3 separate regions of the Mus musculus genome follow, and all the other regions are linked to region 1. The links are chromatin loops, found by intact Hi-C in ENCODE. Cell type or tissue: left cerebral cortex. All regions are shown on one strand.

Region 1 (5,000 bases):
CTTCCTGAAAAAGAAGTTGCAATGATTTTAAGCAAAACAATACATTAAGGGGTTAGCCTTCTAGAAAATAATTTTTCACTGAGAACTTCAAGCTTCACTTCGCTTGGTGCTCATCAGAAGGTTTAAACTCTTTTGTGGGGCCCCAGGGTATACAAGGTATATCTCACCAAGGATGTAAATATAACACAAGAACTGCTGTGTCTCAAAAATTAATACCTTGATTAGAGATACAGATTTTATTGATTTCTATAACTGAGGTTGTCCTAAAGATACATTGGCCTGTCTAGGATGAGTCATGGAGACCGGGATAGTCTATAATATGCACTGAAGGTCAATTAAAGTGTTTATTCCTACAACAGAGGGGAGTATGGTGTATGTTCCCTTAGGTGAGCAGACTGCCTTTCATTCACCTGATCTATCCAGCTTATACATCTGTTATATGGAATAAGATTAAGTATGGTGAATTGAAAAAGCACAAGATTTGGGGCTTGAACAAAGATACAGTAGCCAATGAGTGTGAGTGTCTTTTTTGCAGTACTAAGACAGTCAGCCAATGAGTGTGCAGCCCTAAGACAGTCAGCCAATGAGCATGAGTGTCTTCTTTGCAGCACTAAGACAGTCAGTCAATGAGTGTGCAGCGCTAAGACAGTCAGCCAATGAGCATGAGTGTCTTCTTTGCAGCGCTAAGACAGTCAGTCAATGAGTGTGCAGCCCTAAGACAGTCAGCCAATGAGCATGAGTGTTTTCTTTGCAGCACAAGACAGTCAGACAATGAGCATGGGTGTCTTCTCTGCAGCACCAAGACTTAAGGTCTTAGCTGCCAGTGTTTGGACAGTGGGGTGTTGCTGGAATGTTGAACATCTACAACAGCTGTACCAAGAAAAGCATCCCAATGTAAATGAAAGAAACAGGGCCAGGTCAGGCTACCAAGGTGACTCTCACATAGGATGGATCAAGAGGAAATGTACTACTGGTTCCTATCAGATGGTACACACCAGGCCATACATGTGGCCTCTATGGCCAGGATCCTGACAGAATGCTAAACAGGCTTCACAGACCACACTCCATACGCTTACCACAGGTTTCCTGCTTCAGTTGCCTCTACCAACCTACAAAAGACTTTTATTGAACTAATTTTTAAAAAAAATTTTTTTAATGTTTTGAGTCTTCCGATTTGTAATTCTCCTGCCTTAAAGTTCTGAGATTTTAGGTATGCAACACCACACCAAGATTTAACTAAAAGATTTTAAAATTTGTTATCAGATTCTATAACCACCATCACATTCCTTACTATTTTCTCTGTTGTACTAAAAAGCTAAATGAATTTCTACACCATATCCCTTGCAAAGAGCTGCGTGTTAGTAGAAGTTTCATTCTTCTTTATACTAATCCTAAACAGCCAAACGTATTGAGTTTGTAGTTTTAATTCTCCATTATGCTTTTATGTGAAGTTTGAATTTAATGCTTGACATTGTAATTTAAGGCAAATAGTATACTAAACATTTCTAAATTCTATCTTTGTTAGCTATCAATACTAAATTTTGCCATTACTTCACAAGACCTGAGAAACACCAATAAATGCTTCCAGCTGTTGGATCTTATTTACAAAGAACAAACAAGAGTTTCAATTTTGTTATTGGGTTTTTGGTTGGTTGGTTGGTTGGTTGGTTGGTTGGTTGATTTTAAGACAGTTTCACTATGTAGTCCTGGATGGTCTAGAACTGGCTATATTGACCAGATTAGCTTCAAAGTTAGGGCAATTCTCTATAGGTGCATGCTGTACCACACTCAGTTAAGAAAGTCTTGAATAAAATACTAAATATTAGAACCTTAAATATCATAAGTTAGCACATTTATTATCAACCAACCTTTTCACAAGTCAACGGTGCAGTGCCACCTACTGGTTAAAATAGTTCAATCCTCTTTTTAAACCTTACAAGGGAGAATTTCAAATCTAATCAAAGTGCAACCCAACACAATAATAAAAGTCCACATCCACCAAGCTTTAGCTGTTTCCAACCTGTGGCTGACTCCATTTAATCCCGACTCCCACCCAGTCTTTCCACACTTCCCAATTATGCAATGAATCCCAACCAGCACACACGACTTCAGCGCAATCCGTGGGGAGCCATCAGTGTTTTCCTCCAGGACTAGGAGTGAAGACGTCAATTTGTCTCTGCAAGTCCGCAAACACCAACAGCATGAGAATTAGGGCATGACGAAGAACACGCTCTCTCTTAGGTTTATTCGTTAAATTGAGTGACTTCTCTAAGAGAAGACACAGATAGGACCACATGGAGCCCAGAGATCCACTACGATATGAGGAAAGCATGTCTGTCTGTCTGTCTGTCTGTCTGTCTGTCTGTCAGCAGTGTTTGCACCGAGGAATCTTCCTCTAGATATCCCCACCCCAGCTGGGGGTCCTTTCCAGTTTAGAAGTTCTGCAAACATTTCAGCACACAAAAGTATGCTGAAGCACACAGACTCCATAGTACACTGCTTCTTTAAAGTAATGTAAAGACAGCGTTACACAGGTATACCTTTGTGTGTAACCTGCACCTTTATCCACACTTCATGAAACATGCAATGTGTTTTTCAATCCAATGTGAACTTATACATGGTCTGTGTATAACCCATTTTCTACCTATAAGTGTTTTTCTTGTTTTTTTTTTAAATAACAAAACACAAATGTCTTCAGATTCTCACATCACAAACCCTCACTTGCATAATTAAGTTCTCTTCAGATAAAGTCAGGAATGCTCTATGCCACATACTGATTTTAAGAACTAAATAAGCAAACAAATTATATAATCCAGTTATACTGTAATAATGCATTCCAGAATAATCCATACAGCTCCTACAAACCAAATCACTACCAAAAATTAAATCAAAATTAGAGACAAACTAGTTAGTACTATAACATGTAAAAAAAAAAAAACAAAAACCAAAAAACAAAAACCAAGAGAATTAAACAGATTATAACCTCAGGAACAGGGCTTATAAGTTAAATATAAATTATCCACAACAACTTCATTTAACCATAAAAGAGAGATCCATGCTGGAAACTGTGAAATGCATTAAAACATATATGCTTTCAACTATAGGACTTCATTTTTAAGTTTCTTGTGAGTCCAACATTATTATTACTGACAAGTTTTTGAAGATATTCTAAGAATATGCAAATTAAGTCTACTTAAAATCAACGTAAATGTCATGGCTTGAGAAAACTGAGTGTCTTCCTCCCAAACTGAACGTGACTTCCACGCTGAAGCCAGGCTGACTGCCCCACAGCAGAACCCAGACAATACTGAACTCCTCCACTTGCCAAGTTTTACGTTTTAAATTCTTTTTAGTCCTTATTCTCTACAACCAGCTTAGGGATTCATTTATTGCCTGACGTATACCTGATCTCCTGTGTTTAACGATGGCGGTGGTGTGGCTCTTAGTGTATAATCCCACTGCATATTCCCAGGAGAGCAGCAAGAGCAGCAAAGGCCCTCTCTCTGAGGACCACAGAAATGCCACTTGAAAAAGGAAAGGGACCAGGGGAAATGGGATGGGGTGGGGGTGGTAACAACTGTGGGTTTGAAAGGGGAAGTGAATATGATCATTTGATATACAACTATAAAAATTTCACAATTGAAACCCATTATTCTATATGATTAATACTTGCTGAAACAACAACAATTAAACCCAGAAGTTTCCATCTCAGGAACTATTGGCAAAGGTTCTGTATTTTTAAGTCGCCGTTTCCCTGACACTGTAAATGTCATCCAAATTGTGCTTCTTTAACCAAGTAATGGAACTGTATGGGAATCAGGCCCAAACTGGCACTGATAATAGTTCAGCCATCAAGGTCACTTTCAGACCTCTAAGCACTCAACATAAGCACTCCATACCCTACACCAACACTGGAAGCAACCCAGCACACAGCACTCAGTCCCACCCAGCTACTAGTGCTGCCACGGCCAAGGGAAAGCTCCTCACTCACGCTGTGTTGGCTCTCGATCTCCTCATGCTTCTGTTGCAGGGCCTGGGAGGCCCTGATCGAGTCACCAATGCCCCACTGTGCTCTCAGTTGCTCAGATCCAGGCCCTTCAAGCCAGTTCACAACCTACAAATGAAAAGGTAAGATGAGAATAACCAAAAGCTTTAAGATTTTCATTCTCATTAGCTTCCCGTCCCCAAATTCCTGAATTCTCCGAATGTTTATAACTTAAATCATTTAAGTTCTATTTAAATATCTATTAAATATTTAAAAAATCACATGTAGTAAACGTCTCATCTGGAATCACATATTTACACTGGGGTATCACTACCAGAAACCTGAACTTGGAAAAATGGACACTGTAGCTAGCACTTAGCTTTCAGCTATCTGACTATCTGCCAGGCTGAGGGAAAAATAACAAGTAAAAAACCAACAAGAGAGAACACTGAGCTGCTTCTACTAAAGAGGGTTAAATTCTGCTTAGGTTAAGAGACCCAGAACTACAGGATTTAGGGTTGGGAAGGACGTCAGGAATGATATTGGTCAAAGGTTTTAACTAACACCTCAGAAAACTGAGTCTCAGCAACTAGGTAACTTGTTCAAGGTAACAACATACTATTGAAAACCAGGACCAAAGGGAGGATTCAGCGGGATGTTCTTTCCAAAGCCCTAAAAACAGTTAAGTAACAAAGTGAAAATACTACTGAACAAACTACAGAATAAGACTACTTTAATATGTTCTAGGTGTCTTCCTAGGATAAACTAGACATCTAGACTTCTGAGGAGAAGCCCCACAAACTCTGCTCAAGTGACTATTAGGGGAATCTATAGTTTACCAGGATGGTGGGACCCAGTCCTCATCTGCAGTGTCACAGAGGCAGGTGTGAACCATCTGGGGTAGATGAGTCACTCTAGCATCACAGGTTCATGCTCCCTCATGACTCACGGAACTGAAAGATGCCCCACTTTGTATTCCACCAGATAGTAACAGTTCAGACCTGGCTCTGGGTGA
Region 2 (5,000 bases), 140 kb before region 1:
ATTTTGTTCTCAGTGGTTATGAATGCTCAAGGCTATATCCACTAGATAAATACCTAGTTATCACTAGCAATTAGATATCAAATATGCTTGCCAGTATTTCATCTTCACATCATCATTTTTATAACCTGTGTTGACCTTATGAGATGAAGGTGACATGGAGGCTCATAAAAGGACAAGACTTTCAAACCAGCTTTGAGTTGGACTCCAACTGCTCCCATTGCAGAAATGGTCACAGGTTTCCTAACCATTCCTAAGATTTCACAAAGCAAGAAGTGTAAGGAGAGTGTGGGCGGACTGAACACAGCACCTTGCCTGCTATTTTAGAAATCTAAGTCTTTAATTTCCCCCCTCCATTTTCCTTCAACCACTAGCAAAAGTTAGCATGATAACTCTTTAATTATCCTGGGAGTTATTTTTCTTTCTTTTTTTTTTTTTTATAAAGATCTTGGAGCTAGGTACAGATTTCAAGAATTTAACCTCAAACAATTAATTTATGAGTCAGTAAAAATAAATTAGTAATGAAATGAGGACAAGATCAAAAAAAGACCTAGGGGTATAGCAATGTCCCTAGAATGGTTGTAAAGATGCTTCCAAACAGTCACACTTGGATGTGCCTGGGGTACATCAAGGGTCCCAGACAAGAATAATTGTAAAACATGACATAAAACCACTATGAGAGATATTGTTCCTGGTATACAACATTCCAGGCACATTTAGAACAATTAGTTTTATAGCTCAGTACTTATATTCAGTGAAGAAAATAATAATTAAAAAAAAAAAACCACCAGGAGACTTTTAGAACCAATTCTTACTGACAGAAGCTGTACTAAAAAGGTCTTTAAAGTCCTGTTGTCCTATGAGTACTATGTTCCAAGTTTTCTATAGAATACTGAAATTTAGAATGAGAAAGAGAATGTATCTGTGTAGCACGCTGGGAAAGGCACAGAGGAAAAGGTAACGGCAGGGACTGGTAGACATGGCAAGAGAAGGGACGGTGGTAAGAGTCAGGAAACACCATGGCAATTTGCAAGTTATTGGTAAAACTTGTAATATAAAATTGTAAAAACATCTGTGCCAGCCAAGATGAAGGATGATCACCTTCTACTTCTGAGTCACCCCCACCACCAGCATGCACCCTGCATCCACTACAGTTAGGCATTTGTTTGCTCATCACACTTAGAATCGACACCTCCAAGAAGGAAACTGGAAAACAACTATGAATTTTGAATGGGCTACTCCCTGGGGGACAGCAGTTCACTACTCTTTGGTTCCCAGCCAGCTTTGTGTGCGTTCACATGTGTGTATGTGCGTGTGTGTATGTACATCTGTGTCCATGTGTGTGTGCATGGTTGTGTGTGTGTGCTGTTTGTCTGTGTGCATGTGTATGTACATGTGTGCATGTATGTGCATCTGTGTGCATGTGTGTGTGCATGTTTATATGTATGCATGTATATGTGTGTGCATGTGTATGTGCATGCTTGTGTGTATGTACATTTTTGTGCATGGTTGTGTGTGTTCATGTGTGCACATGTGCGTTTGTATGCATATAGGTGTGCATGTTTGTGTGTATGCATGTGTGTGTATGTGTGTGTTAAAAGGTGTGTACAGGTGTACACACGTGGAGGCTGGAGGTCAACACTGTCTTTCTCAATTGCTCTTCACCCCATTTTAATTTTTTTCCTTTCACTAACTTGCTCAGTCACGGAATAGCAGAAGCAAGATTTTAGCCTGGGTATCTGATCTCACAGTCAATTCTCCACCCTACCCCCAATCTTCTTGCACTTTTTCTGAGTGTGGAACACATGACATAAAGCATAGTGAAGTATTTTTCTCCTGGCGTTCTTTTATTGACTGTTGCTGACTTGCATTCAAATAGATCGGCCTGGTTGGCAAGCTCTTTTGAAATTGGTTGTTTTCTCTAGATAAAAGCTATGCCTGCATGTAGTCTGGAAAATGGCCACTAGAGGGATGTAATACCTTGTTCAAATTGCATGTCTTGAAAGTCCTTCCAGCACAGAGAACACAAAATAAGAAAACAAAACCCAAAACCAAGCATTTCTTCAGTAAAAATATCACCTTCGCAAAACCATAATTTTAATTTTGACAAATCAATGCCAATAAAATAGGATCTGTTTGTTTCTGATTTTGTTTTTCAATCACCTAGGAGATTTATTTGTTTCTTATCAGGCACTTTATCTATTGTGCTATAAATTCTTTAAGGGTAAGGACTGGTGCCCGACTTACTCCTATAATCCTTGTAGCCTTGAGCACATGGTCTTATAATAACGGAAGGTTAATACATTTCTTAAAAAGTTCGAGACAGAGTCTCAGCTCTCAGAGCCTGACCTCAATCTTTCCATGTAGCCTGGGGACCTTGAACTCTTAATCCTTCTCTGTCTATCTCCTGAGTTCTGGGATTACCGGCACACACTGCCACTGATGGTTTATAGGGTGCTGGAGAGTATACTTTCTAGGCAAGCACTCTACCACCTGAACTACATCTCTAGACCAATTAATGTCATTTTAAAGATCAATAAAATAGAATCTGATCAACATTTACGGAAAAAAAAGAACACATAAACTTAAGGAGTGAGAAAAATACGTGTTGAGTAGTCATAATAAAAATGTCAAGATCTGCACACTGGTACAATAGTGACATAATGATTATGTTAGCAACCAACCACTTTCTGATTGGGGAGGTCATAGAGTCTAGAGGGAGAACCTAACTGTTTAAAGAACATGGTGTCAAACTACATTCCAAATACTTACATACTATGTTTAAACCCATAGACTAGTGCTGCTCAGAGACTCTTCCTTTTGTAGTGGGCAGTAATTCATGTAAAAATTCATAAGTGCTCAAAGTACAAAGAATAAGCAACTGTGGAGAGAGTTGGTGGGACACCAGCCCGTCCGGCTCAAAGGACATAGATGGGGTATAGAGAAGGTAAGAGGCAGAGGGTGGAGAGGGGTGCTGTAAAGCAGGTCTTTAGGGCCCGACATAGCTGTTGCACTCATAAACTCTATGTAGCTGTCTTTACCTGCATACAACCTACATAAGAATCCCTGATACTATTAATGATATTCTTATGCTTGCAGACAGGAATCTAGCATGGCTGTCTTTTGAGAGGTTCCACCCAGCAGCCGACTCAGACAGATGCAGAGACCCACAGGCAAACATTGAATGGAGCTTGGTGACCCTTATGGAGGAGTTGGGGGAAGGGGATAGGAACGCCATAGGAAGATCAACAGAGTCAACTAACCTGGACCCTTGGAGGATCTTGGCGACTGAACCACGAACCAAGAGCCTACACAGGCTGGACCTAGGCCTCCCCACACATATGTAGCAGATGTACTGCTCGGCCTCCATGTGGGTCCCAAACTGGAGCGGGGGCTATCCCAAAAGCTGTTGCCTGTTTGTGGGATATGTTCTTCTATCTGGGCTGCCTCGTCTGGCCTCAGGGAGAATGGGCCTAGCCTCACAGAGACTTGAGGTGCTGGGGTGTGGGGATACCCATGGGGTCTCTACCGTCTCAGAGAAGAATGGGGAGGGATTATGGAAGTGGGGACCAGTAAGGGTGGGCAGCAATTGGGATGTAAAGCGAATAAATAAATAGGGGGGAAAAGATTTGGTCATCACCATTTCTTCATGCAAGGAATAGATAGAGGCCTTATGAGGTCTCACCTCCCACTGAGGGATTATGGGTAGTTATGGGGTTCTGGGGAAGGTATATCATTTCTTCAGTGGTACAACCTTTGATAAGTGGCCCATGGTTTCAGTAACAATTCCCTACTAATGCTCAAGCAAGCAACCATAATTATATTCATCAGGTCACAAAAAAATATCAAATAGGAGAGAGCCTCATGGGGGAAAAGGAGTTTCAGTTAGGGAGTAAGGAAGGGGAGAGACAGTAAAGAGAGCAAAAATGACCAAAATTCAATATACAACACATGAAATTCTCAAAAAAAACCAAACTTTTTTTTAATAAAGGAAAAAAATAAGATATTCTGAAATCAGAATTTCTTAATTTTTCACAGTAACAGTATCCCGTCACCTGTGGATAAATGGCTGCCCTTTAGATCACTTGCAGACATTTTAGGCCATCAGGGATGCCTGGTTTCTTCTTCTGTGTGCTGGCACTTGCAGCTGGGTTTAAGAAATCTTAACACAAATCGTTTGGTTCAATGTGCACATCTCTCCTCTAATGAAGCTTTATGAGGACACTCTGAGTCACCTTGCTCCCATGAGAATTACTATCCCCTCTGCCCCACTCCTGTCTGCACCACAGATTCATTCCTTGGGTGGAGAAATTGCCAACCACCCTGCTTACCCAAGCCTTTCTCTCTGTCCTCAAAAGATTGCCTCCCTCTTATTGGATGCTAATCTCTTCCATTTCTCATTCCCAGCAGGATTGTAATGATAGTACCTGGCCTGTTCCTAATCCCAGGGCTCTCCGTGACCCTGTACCCCTGCATTTTCCTTTCCGAGACCTTGATCTGTAGATTACAAGCAGCCCAGATGCCAGCATTTTTCATTTAGAACCTTCCATGCTGGTTCCAGACTCTTACAAACCCTTAAAGCACAGATAGCATACATACTGGCAATGTTCTCCAGCGCCTTAATAGTAAATGACTTGAACAAAGGATAAACTATGATTCCCCAATTTTCTAGCCATTCTCACACGAGTTGAAGACAAATGAAAAGAATTTTATCGTTCACAAGGAACAAGTGCGATTACAGTACAGCCGCACTCAACTAATGGTGGAACGCGGATGGATGGTGACTTAAAAGAAACCTGATTGAAGCCAACCACGGTGCCCCGTAACTGAGTTCCCACTCGAAAGCACACTGCCTGTGTGTGTCTGCTGGAGAAGAGAAAAGGATGGCCAGTGGGTCTGTGACCCTGGACTGCACTGGAAACATTGATTGACCTTTGGGCTTTCTCCCTGAGAAAGGATTTCTTGGTGCCTGTCAGCAGGGTGAGCATGAGGCCTGTCAGATT
Region 3 (5,000 bases), 240 kb before region 1:
AGAACAGTGAACACAAAAGAGTTCTAACCCTGGACACTGGTCAACAGTAGGAGGAAGAGACACGAAAGAGAGTCTGGTCTGAAGCTCTGGGTATAATGTACACACAGCTGATGACTGGAAATGAGCCATTTGTAAGGATCAAAGCCAGACTTACTGTTTCTTGAGTTATTCGCTTTTGCTCTTGTTTTGTAGTAATTTCTCCCGTGATTCTAGTTTCTTGCTCTTTGGCTTTGGTTGCGGAGATCACTACCTTTGGTACAAATGCTTTTTCAGTTTCTTTTCTTATCTGCAATCAATGAATAAAAACAGGACCTTATTGTTTCCAAATCTACAATGGGGCTAACCCAGCATCAGATCCAACAAAGTAGGAAATCGAGAGAGTGAACCTCCCTTTCTGATATCGTTAATTAAATCTTCACATCTTAATTAATACGAGCACATTTGTTTGCTCTCTGAACCATGCATTAGTCTCTTTAGGGGAAATGGAATGTCGGACTCAGGACTGCTTGTTTTACAGACAGTGGCTACCTACCTTAGCAAGATTTGTGCCTTCTATAGGTGGTCATATGGTAATTTAATTAGGTGCTAATTCTATCAGCCAAAAGTAATCTTACACCTCAGAATATTACTACGGAAGTCTCAAGGAGTAATTTTGCCTGGCTCCTTACTTTAATGTGAAAATCCAAGCATAATTTACAGTCTGCCTTCCTACTCTATTTTGTCTTTTTTTTTTTTAAACATACAATAATGGTTTTGAATATCAAGGCTTGTCTAAAATGGAGACACAATTTTGGTTACTATCTTGGTCAATGTATTGCTCCAATCCTGAGCCATGGAAGGATGTTTCACTTCCATTTGATGTCTAAAGAGTAAGTCCTTCCCATCCTTGGGTATCTTATCACTGAACCTCAGGACCACAGGGCAGAAAGGGACTTGAAAATTAATTTTCTCAAATTATCCTATAATCAACTGTCTCCCCTGACCAACAGTTCTACCAACAGGCCTTCTCCCATCTGTCCACAAGTGCTTTTTAGTCCAACCTCTCACTATTCAACCTACTACATGTAGGTATGTATGTCATACATCCTATATGAAACCCATGTGCTAATGTCCAAGGGGTCAGGAAGCGGCACCAAGCTTTTAATGTAGCATATTCTGTTTTCCCTTACATTCTTGCCTGTTTCATCCACAACACCTGCATCATCTTTCCGTTCTCACTCTGCCTGTTCCCTATCCATAGCCACACATTTAACCTATAATCAGTGTAAATGATTTACACTATATATATATGTTAGATGAGATGAATCCTCATTTTATTTCCAGTAGGAATACTTAGTGACTCTAAGGGGCACTGGTGTCAAGTGCTCAGGAATAGACATACATGAGAGGAGGATGCTATTTGTGTGAAACTAGACACGTGGCCCTAGAATTAACCTGCTTCACAGTAAAAGGTCATCTTAGGTGTTGGCACATTTGCAAATCAAAGTTCACCCCACCTGCTCATGAGATATGTGAGTCTGCTCTTGCGTTGTCACCATCACTTCTCTGGTTCGTGATTTTAGTTCCTGTTCCTTGGCTTTATCGGCAGCAACTACAACCTTGGTTACTGCGGTCTTCTCCGCCTCTTTTCTCGCCTGATTTTCATTGACAAAAGAAAGGAGCCATTTCAGTCCACACCACTTGGAAGTGTACGCTGCTACATCAGGACCAAGCGGTAACAATCAACCCACAGGACAGGGAGGAGAGTGAGAGAGCTTTTAGACTAACAGAGCCTGTTTACACATGAGGTGGCCTTGCATTTATATTGCTTTGCAGCCGAGAATCAAAATGTCACATTTGTTTTGAGGAAAGTAAAAGCCGTGGTCCTTCCGGGAACTTAGAGAAATCTAATGCCAACCCTTGAAAATGTAGCTTCCACAACTAGCTATGGAAATCTGCACTCAGATTTGACCTGCCTTTTGTTTCATGTCTGCCAGGCTCCCACAGTCCCTGGATGCCTTGAAAACAGTAGTTAACTTTTGCTCGCCTCACACAGCCCAGGTATTTCTTCTGACCCGGTCTGCTCCTGTGATATTTACAGCTTAAACACATTTGATATTTCTAGCTTCCTCGGGAAGCTTTTAAAGCCTGGGCCACTGCCTTCAGCACTGTGTGGTTCAGCAGGGGATTTGTATGTCCAATTACTAAGAGCAGAGTTGAGCCGGGGCCGTTCTAGCACCCCCTGGTGGCTTTGTGCTTACCTGTTCTTGAGCAGGTTGTATATGCACAGCAGTCGTGGTTGTCCTCTGAGCAGTTTGCTCTACAGCACTGATGGCTGGTTCTCTCACTCTGGCCATATCAACAGCAGCAACGACAGTCGCAACAGCTGCACTCTTGTCTGTCTCTTGTTTCACCTGTATCAACAAGTACAATGCTTTCTAAAACAACACCCATGGTAGAAAAGTTACAAACCCTTAATGACCAGGAAGAGCAAAATATATGCATATGTAATTTACCTATCATTGCCCAGAAAGACAAGGCCAGCACCATTAAAATTCATACATTATGCCAGCCTCACAGATTAGTCTTTGACTCAAAAAAGATGCTTTGATAAAGGACAACCATATTGATTGTAGTTTTAGGCTCCTATGCATTTCCTCTCTAACCTGTGCAGTCCATGCCTGAAACTGGATCAGAGGAACCAGAAGATGAAATGGAGAAAGGAAAGGGTTCTGACGGTACCTCCTTAGTCCCAGTGGTGATGGCTCCTGCCGTGAATGACGAGCTGACCGACGCACTGGCCGCAGCAGCCGCGGCTCCACTGATGGTCACTTGCTCCTGGACCCCGTATCTCCCTTCCCACCTCTCTTCTCTTCTGATCTGGGTAGAGCTTGTCATTGTCGTCTCTCTCATCTCAGCCTCAGTCGAGGAGGCCACGTAGCCCTCTTGCTTCCAAGGGGGAGGCACCTCGGGGCCTGTGGCCATGGTGGTGGTCTGAGTCTTGCGAATGAGCAGTGGCGACTTCACGGATCTGATCGGGGAAGTGGAGATCCTCCCCGCTGGAGACACGGACCTGGAAACCCAGCGGCAGAGGTCAGAGCGTGGGGCAAGGCACCCCAGCAGGTGTGGTGCGGATTAGATGGTGGAATGGAAATTTGGCAGCACTTTAAGGTGCGGCGTTAAAATGTGAGTTTCCATAACCTATCTCGAGGGTACATCACGAACCTGAAGCCAATTTGTTTTAAATATCAATAAGCCCCACATTTACTTAATTCTAAGTAAGCTAAAGATCTGTGTGCCCCATCTCATTTTCAGGCATGGTGGGGGGGAGGAGAGACAGTAAAAGTAACTCCCTTAAAACATCGCCACAGAAAGGACAGTGTGTTCCCAGCTTCAGTTGGGCATGAGAGACTATTTTGTGGGTGTTACATGGTTTTAGTAACCGAATGCTTGTGCCATTCTCGACTAAAAATAACCCACACGTCCCCCTCCTTTTGTCCTCCCCACCCTCCCCCTTGTCCCCTTTCCCCTTATCTCTCCACAGTCGAAACCACTTCTGTATCTTGTGAATTTCCAGGTCAGGTGGAAGCTTTCTTGCTGAGCTTTGCAGAATTGTTTTGGGAACTGGCTGAGCTCTGCAGCAGGGGACTGCTGTTCTAGCCCAAAGTGCTTGTGGTTAACTCTTTTTAATTCCTCTGAGTTTATTTCTAACCTCACCGTCCCCTTATTGCACTGGGAACGTCCTTTACATAATATTAGGACTATCTGGCAAATCAGCTACTCTGAAGCCTTTTCATTACATTGATAAAGTATCTTCTTCCAAAATAGTTTTCACTGGTTGCCTTGTGTGTGTGTGTATGCAAAATGCAAATAGGAGCTATCAAAGGCTGTGGGCACTGAACGCTGACAATGGTAGCCCAAAAGCTAGATTGTTATCGTTAGCAATCATACTAAGTACAGATCAGCTATCTGAACATAATAGGTTTTTCAAGATTAATTTTCAATTAATTTGTTTTTCCCTATTTTACCTCTTGGTGGCAGTGTTGCTTTACAAATTCTTCACACGGGGCCATGTTTATCAGTGTATTCCGGCACTTGCTTAGGGTATTTAGTTTACATCAATCATAAATAAAACAATTCTCCCAATTAAGCTGAAGGTCCAGTAATATCTTCTTTAAAATACAGAATAATTTTGCAGAATATTACATCAGCCTATTTCATCAAGAAACATTTAATCATTTTCTTGTGAAAGGCCGTGTGGGGAAAAAAACCCAATTTACATTTTAGGAAAGAAATTGTAATCAAAGCTGAAGGGTGGGCTAACAAATATGGCTCTACCGTAAAAAGAAATTGTCTTGGAAATAAAACAAAGACCAGGTTAGAATGGTGTGGAGTCCACGTCAATGGAAGAAAGGCAGAGAGGCAGAGCTTCCTAGTTTGGACTTGCTTTGTTCTTGCTGTTCCTTACTAAGTGGGTTTAATTAAGAAAGAGCTTGCGACATGATTAGCATTATGTGAGTGATTAACAGCGGGCTTCAGGTAAGCCCATAACTGTGAAAATCAATGTAATTTGAGCCATTACCAGAAAGTGCTTATTTTTGCACTTACAATAAAAAAAAATAATCACTCGGTCACAGCTAGCGACAATGCGCCTCGTCCAGTGAAATATGCTTGCTTTATCTACAACAAGAATCAAAATTAAGCCGTGGAACATTTTAGGAAGGAGTCGATCCGGGAAAACCATTATTTTCTTCACAAGCTGGCATTTATATTTTGTAATTATTTTAAAGCAAAATTTGCAGACTAAGTCACCGAATCCCTACTAATAGACTCCCAGAAGGCTAAGATGTCTACTGTGCTCCTTGGCGGTCAGGAAATGTCTGTAATTCTAAATGACCCTCGCATTGAGTATGAGATACAAGAAAGCTGTTACCTCCCAGCGATTACATTTGGCCTGTGTTGTGAGTGATTTCATGGTATACAAACCAGTACACAGCCCGAAAGTAAACACATTAAAAAAA

The links. Hi-C counts contacts between places; a loop is a spot of excess contacts. Peaks named below come from ENCODE experiments on the same cell type or tissue, not always from the same donor. Only the 100,000 strongest peaks of a DNase experiment are listed, where the experiment ranks them.
Region 2: a loop joins it to region 1, with 2.5 times the contacts of the local background. A loop is called at or near these places in 16 of 42 quality-filtered maps.
Region 3: a loop joins it to region 1, with 2.7 times the contacts of the local background. A loop is called at or near these places in 7 of 42 quality-filtered maps.

What each region holds. Positions count from the first base shown.
Region 1 is chr2:77,202,215-77,207,214 of GRCm38, forward strand. Sestd1 (SEC14 and spectrin domains 1) reads right to left here. Exons shown (of 18, transcript NM_175465.6): 10 at 3,992-4,114. It overlaps Gm35266 (a long non-coding RNA gene), which reads right to left and starts at 3,985. Exons shown (of 2, transcript XR_374739.1): 1 at 3,405-3,985; 2 at 1-2,176. In left cerebral cortex, a CTCF peak has its summit at 1,892 (motif pointing left); DNase peaks (open chromatin) are centred at 2,014 and 4,923; H3K27ac peaks cover 471 bases.
Region 2 is chr2:77,060,121-77,065,120 of GRCm38, forward strand. The region is part of intron 8 of Ccdc141 (coiled-coil domain containing 141); the gene reads right to left. It overlaps Gm39862 (a long non-coding RNA gene), which reads right to left. Exons shown (of 2, transcript XR_866496.1): 2 at 1,673-5,000. Among named protein-coding and RNA genes, the nearest start is that of Gm39862, 8.1 kb to the right of the region's middle. In left cerebral cortex, a CTCF peak has its summit at 1,957 (motif pointing right); a DNase peak (open chromatin) is centred at 1,950.
Region 3 is chr2:76,966,900-76,971,899 of GRCm38, forward strand. Ttn (titin) reads right to left here. Exons shown (of 313, transcript NM_011652.3): 7 at 2,722-3,052; 8 at 2,241-2,393; 9 at 1,497-1,634; 10 at 155-286. Among named protein-coding and RNA genes, the nearest start is that of Ttn, 13 kb to the right of the region's middle. In left cerebral cortex, CTCF peaks have their summits at 2,228 (motif pointing left) and 4,006; DNase peaks (open chromatin) are centred at 2,214, 3,964 and 4,393; H3K4me3 peaks cover 578 bases.